Regions from separate parts of the Mus musculus genome. Here region 2 is linked to region 1. Evidence: chromatin loops called from intact Hi-C (ENCODE). Cell type or tissue: left cerebral cortex. All regions are shown on one strand. Links, peaks and the distances in the headings refer to the core of each region. The heading gives the core; the rest is flanking DNA. Region 1 overlaps Slc13a3 (solute carrier family 13 (sodium-dependent dicarboxylate transporter), member 3). Region 2 overlaps Slc13a3 (solute carrier family 13 (sodium-dependent dicarboxylate transporter), member 3).

Region 1 (2,903 bases), core at 205-2,704:
AAAGTAATACATCCTTTCCCGTACCATTTTTATAGACACCCATTAATCCGCAGAGTCATCAGAGGTACAGAGATGTTAGGTCACTTATCTAAGGTCACAGAGCTCTTACATGCTGCAATGGTTAAATGCTCTCTCTCTATCTCACACACACACACACACACACACACACACCAGCCTTCTCTTTCCTCAAGCTTGCTTTGTTTTCTTCTAAGAATTCGTTTGCTGAGCTGAGTCTGCTGTGTATTGCGAGGCCTTTAGAGAGATTTCCCAGGACCCCAGTGTTACATTCTTGCGGCCTTGATTAGTTTCGTGTGCTCTGCCACTCAAAGAATTAAAAGGCAGGGAGGAAATTGAGCTGACAAGTAGCAGCAGGGAAAATCTCAAACAGCTGACAGCAGCAGAGTCGGTGGGAAAAGAAGCTTCGGGTTATTTTTTAGGGATAGGGAACACTCATGTATACACAGAGAGAGAGAGACAGAGACAGAGATGGACACGGAGACAGAGACGGAGACAGAGGAAGACTGAGGGGGGAGGGGAGAGAGAGAGAGAGAAGCTAAAATGCAACCTCTCCATGAAAGTTAGGGTTCTAAGGGTCTTTAAGGCACACCCCTCCCCTGACTCAGGGTTGGTCAGTTTGAACAAAAACAGAGAGGCTAACAGACCCACCACTTTGGGTAAACTCGTCCTGGTCTGGCCTTGTACTTGTTGGTCTGGTCCATCAGCCACGGGGGTGGGTGTAGGGGATGGAGGACAACTGTTTTAAGTTGTGGGGCTTTTGTCTCAGGTCAGGAGGGTGAGGAAGAAATGGGGGGGGGGAGGCTTGCCACCCTTGTTATCTACCCACTCGTAGCCCCTCTTCCTGTCTGTCTGTCTGACTATGCATCTTCTAGTCCCTCGGAGACTTAGAATTTTGAGCTCTGGACTTGAACTGTCCTTAAGAAACATGGCCACACTATGTGTAGATGAGAGCACGGAGAGAGGGTCTGGCTGAAGGAAAGAGGAGGAAGAACAACAACACCCTGAAAGCTTAGTCTCCCCCCATTCACTTCTGCAAAGTGACCTGGGGTCTGCTGGTCACCTTTGGAGTCTGACAGCCACTGTGTCAATCAGCTCTGAGTCCCCCCACCCCCAGGCATCAGGTGACCTCGAGCGACCTCTGACCACTAGCACTCATGGTGCCCAGACACAGTGCTAAGTATTTTCGATCTGTAGGCTGCTTTTCTCCCTTATAACCTCTGGCCTACAGATAAGGAAACTGAGGCACGGGGAAGGTGAAAGAGTTAGCTGGGCAGCACACTTAACCCAGCTAAGCAGAGTCCCTTAGCTCTCCCCATGCTGCCTCTGGCTACTGCTGGTCTCTGGCCTCCCTGAGAATTCTGAGGGCTGTGTTTCTAAGGAAACCAAGACCATAGTTCCTCGGGGAATTGAAAAGGGCTGGAGGAAACCCCTTTAGTGTCCCCAGCAGAACCGTAGGGAGCTGGGAAGAGGAAGATGCCTTCCATTTAGGAGCCCAAGTCAAGGCACTGGTTGGCAAGGGTCCTCTCACTCAGAGGCCAGGCCACAGGAAGCTCTTGACTGGACACTTGCCTGGTCATTAACAGGCTCTCACAGTGTGCCAGACCATGGCTTGAGGGAGCACCAGCTGCCCTGTGCTCCCTGTAGCAAGGAATGGCTGGTGCAGCCTCTCACAGAACTCTGCAAATTGCAGAAAATGCCTTAATGCTATAGACTTTGCTGGGGTGTGATGTGTCTAAGCTGTCGTTTGTTTTTGTTTTGATTTTGGCTCTTTGGTTTTTGGCTTGTTAAGATAGAGACTCACACAACCCTGGTTGGCTTGAAACTTCCTATGTAGCCAAGGCTGGCCTTGAATTCTTGATCATCCTGTTTTCTACTTTCCAAATGGCTGGGATTAAAAGTGTGAGCCACCGCACCCAGCTTCTTAAGCTCTTATTACTCTGGCCGTGGAAGTAACTTCTAAGGTAAATCAGAGAAGCAAATGTGTTGTTCCTTCTGGACAATGACTGCTGTGCCCCAAATCTATCAAGGAATCTTCTAAAGACAGATATGGTGATCCAGACATGCAATCTCAGCTACTCAGGAGAGAGAGGTAAGAAAGGCAAAAGTTGAAGGGTAGCCTGGGCTATAGAGTGAGTTCACCCGAAGTAACAAGGAGAGTGTAGCCGGCAGGTAGCGCTCAGTGGTAGAGCACTTGCCTCACATGTGTCAAGTTCTGGGTTTAGTGTTCAGTCTTGCAAAGGTAAATAAATACATTAATAAGAAATATAGCTCCAGAATGGGCAGTGAATGTTGCACACATCATGAACGAGCAAGCTCCTCTCAGACATGTTGATTTGATTCTCAGTGTTTGGGGCTCATCCAACTCTGCCTTGGATGAGCCCCTAAACCTACAGCTCTGCTACCCTTCTCAGGAAGAGCCCTAAGGTGGGCTGGGAAGTCCAGGGGGTCCTCCTGCTCCCACGTACTGACGCCATAGGTGTGAGCTACCACACCCAGGTGGGAATTGCTCTTAAAGGGTCATGTGACAGCCAGCTCCTCCAGAGGAAGGTGGAAATGATAGGGAACTTTCTAGAAGTTCATATGGATTCTCAGTCACTGTTATGGGACCTTCGGCAAGTCACAAGATTGTTTCCTCTTCAATAAAACAGGGACAGGATGGTAGGGAGGAGGCAGCAGGTGCCAGCAGGTACCCAGCCTTGATAATAGTGATTCTTAGGATGGTGACTAGCGATACCATGTTAATATTGGCTTCTTGTGACTACAATATTGGTTAGTTATCATTGTGACAATAATCTTTAGGGCTGCTCATAAGTCTATCATTAATAACATTGTGTCACATTTGATATATGAGACATATGCTGCCTCTGTTTTCTTTTCTGTTGATG
Region 2 (2,903 bases), core at 166-2,665, 56 kb before region 1:
CTCTACCCCAGAGGCAAAAATCACAAAAGCAGACCCACCAGCATGGGTTTCGGGTGAGGTCGTGCCAAGACAGGGACAGTCCCACCTTGGGTCTAACTGGATGGGGCAGCCACAGCCACCTTAACCTGTGTTAGCTGAGTAGATGTCAGGGATTGTGGCCTGCCTGATAAGGAAAGGCCTCCGGCCAGGCTCTGCAGCAGTATCTTCGGCAGTCTGCTCAGCCAGGGAGGTGCCTGTGTTTGCCTTCCTACTTGACACGTGAGGAAGTAAAGGCCTAGGAGGCCGGGTAACCTGCCCAACGCAGCCCAGGGATAGCAGCGGGTGTGGCTCAGCACAATCCTCAAACTTAATGCATCTTGAGACTTTTGAATCTTACTTTTGGGGTAAGTCAGTGGTGAGATTCTCAGGCATGTGTAGATGACACTGTACGGCAGGGTCAGAGGATCACACATGCTCGGTGGGGCTGCGTGCACTGGGCTGGCGCCCTCTTCATTATCAGGAAAGGACCACTCATTTGTTTGTGGCTCCCTGGGTGAGAACTGCATATGCGAGCCTGAGATGTCACTGCCAGGACCTGGCCTTGGGAAGCAGGTGGATCCGTTGGGTGAGGAGGCTTGACATCTCTGCATTCAGAGTGGTTTACGTAGTTTTCCTCAAGCTCCTGGCTGGTAAGAGCTGGCGTGTCCTCCTCTTGGTTGTGAAATGTGATTCCACAGAAGGCAACTCCGGGTTCATAGCTAGCAGGCAGTGTAGACATGGCCTCCCTAAGCCTGCAGGGCCAATCTCAAAAAGCTGATGGCAGCTTGGAGTGTCTGTAGTGTTTACCCAACTTCCCTCATCAGAGACTGCTTGGAAGTCTCTGAGCCCGAGGCATGTCCAGGCCACCAAGCAGGTGGCATTGGACAAGCATGGCCTGGAGATCCTTGGGACTGGCAGGTACCAGATGAGGGAAGAAACTTAGAAGACCAGGGCATCTTCCATTTGGTATGTTATGGAGAAATGGGGGTCACGCCAGCTCAGCGCTGGCTTTCTATCTCTGTGATCCACCCAGGCCACACATTCTGATGTTCATGGGTCACTGGTCCAGAAGGCGCTGGCCCACTGTGGAAAGCTGGGGTTGGGGACAGAGAGGCTCCTAGCACATGCTGTGAGTCAAGGTGCGAGGCAGGAGGGAAAGAACATGCCAAGCCCAGGCCTAGAATTCCCCACCCCCCAGGGCATCTTTTTCCATGACCCCAGGGGTTGCCAGCAACTCTGGACAGAAGTTAAGAGCTGCTGTGTTTCCCACCAAAGGCCATCTCTGGAGGTGGGAGTGTATCGGTGGCCAGCATAGCTGGTGGGTGTGGCTGCTTTTGAGTTAATACCAGCCCGTCTGCTGGCTGAGTAGCTTCCTCTCCTCTGGTTCCACAAGGAACAGACAGCTGCTCTGGCCCCCTGGCGGCTGTGAGTTCTTCACCACTGGGTGACTCTGAAGATGCTCTAAGCACGGGCAGCTGGGGAAGTTCCAGGCTGGACAGAGACAGAAGGTTGCACAGGTGGTGCACGGAGCAAGCTGCAGCTGTGGCTAAACCAGGTCTTAGGGCACAGCTGGATCCCCCTAGGGACACTCCCTGCTTCTGAATTTGCCCATAGGTGTCCTCTGGAAAGGCTTGACCTGGGGCAGGGACAGCAATCTTTTTAAGGGGTAGTGGGTCCCCAAGGTACCTTTCTTTTCTTTGGCTCAGTCTCTTGCCAGTGGGTGGCCACGAGAAGGCTTTTCCTTTCCTGTTTGTGGGGATTTGAGATCAGGGCTTCTCTGTGATCCAGACAAGTCACTGGCTCCCATGGGCCTCCCTTTCAACACAGCTGACATGCTGTCTGCCTTCCTGGTTATCCTTTGGGTCCCATGGCACAATCACCATGGACACATGGGGCTTTGTGACTTTTGAGCTCAATATTCAAGAATGGGGGGTACTTACATTGTCAGATAAGGGAAACCGAGGCTCAGGGAGCATTAGTGATGGATGAATAGGGGCCCTAAGATGAAGGAATAGAGGAGATGGCTCTGGGCTTGAAGGCAGAATGTCTGAGTCTCCTTTCCTTCTTGGTAGGCAAGGGATCCCTATCTCAGTGGGCTGTGAATTCAGACACAGCTCAGGGCAATACAGGACTTGGACATTCGTTGCCATAACAACAGCTAGCACCTTGGCCCCTCCCCACCTGAGCTTGGATATCACACCTCAGTTCCTTTCGCTCCCATAGTGGTCTTAAGAAGGAAATACAGTGGCCATCCTCATCAGATGAGGAGATGGCGACAGAAGTTGAGTCATGTTCCCGACGTCACATAGCTTCTGATCACCAACCCAGAGCCTGTCCATGCTCTCTCTCGGCCCTGAGCATTGGAAGACAAGATAACCAGGTGGTGTAAAGCCCTGGTGGAGATTTCTGGAAAAACAATTGACTTCCAGCCCTGTGGTTGACACTTTCCATGACCAGACCTTGCTGAATGTCTTCACTTAGCTGGCTTTTCACTGAAGTCCAGAAAGGGATAGGGGTGGCGAGGGGAGGAGGAAGGGGGCACATGGGAGGGACTGACAGCTCAGATCATAAAACTCTCACCTTGGAAGTGTGGGGACCTGAGTTCAATCCTGAGAACATGTGAGAAAATGTCGTGTGCATCTGTGATCCCTCACTGTGGGAGGCAGAGCCAGAGGCATCCCTGGGACTCACTGGTCGGCCAGGCCAGCCTAATTAGTGAACTCCGGGCCACTGAGACACTCAGTCTCGAGGAGGCCGATGCTAGTCTCTAGGTAAGCAGACACATTATATATGAAAACACACACACACACACACACACAGACACACACACACACAGACACACACACCATTGAATCCTAGAAAGTTAGGAACAGCTCTGCCAACTA

What was found. Peaks named below come from ENCODE experiments on the same cell type or tissue, not always from the same donor. Only the 100,000 strongest peaks of a DNase experiment are listed, where the experiment ranks them.
Region 2: a loop joins it to region 1, with 2.2 times the contacts of the local background. A loop is called at or near these places in 3 of 42 quality-filtered maps.

The regions. Positions count from the first base shown.
Region 1 is chr2:165,412,762-165,415,664 of GRCm38, reverse strand. The region is part of intron 10 of Slc13a3 (solute carrier family 13 (sodium-dependent dicarboxylate transporter), member 3); the gene reads left to right. Among named protein-coding and RNA genes, the nearest start is that of Ocstamp, 14 kb to the right of the region's middle. In left cerebral cortex, for the core only: no CTCF peak of the experiment used is centred there; a DNase peak (open chromatin) is centred at 1,547.
Region 2 is chr2:165,468,904-165,471,806 of GRCm38, reverse strand. The region is part of intron 1 of Slc13a3 (solute carrier family 13 (sodium-dependent dicarboxylate transporter), member 3); the gene reads left to right. Among named protein-coding and RNA genes, the nearest start is that of Slc13a3, 2.8 kb to the left of the region's middle. In left cerebral cortex, for the core only: a CTCF peak has its summit at 1,433; no DNase peak of the experiment used is centred there.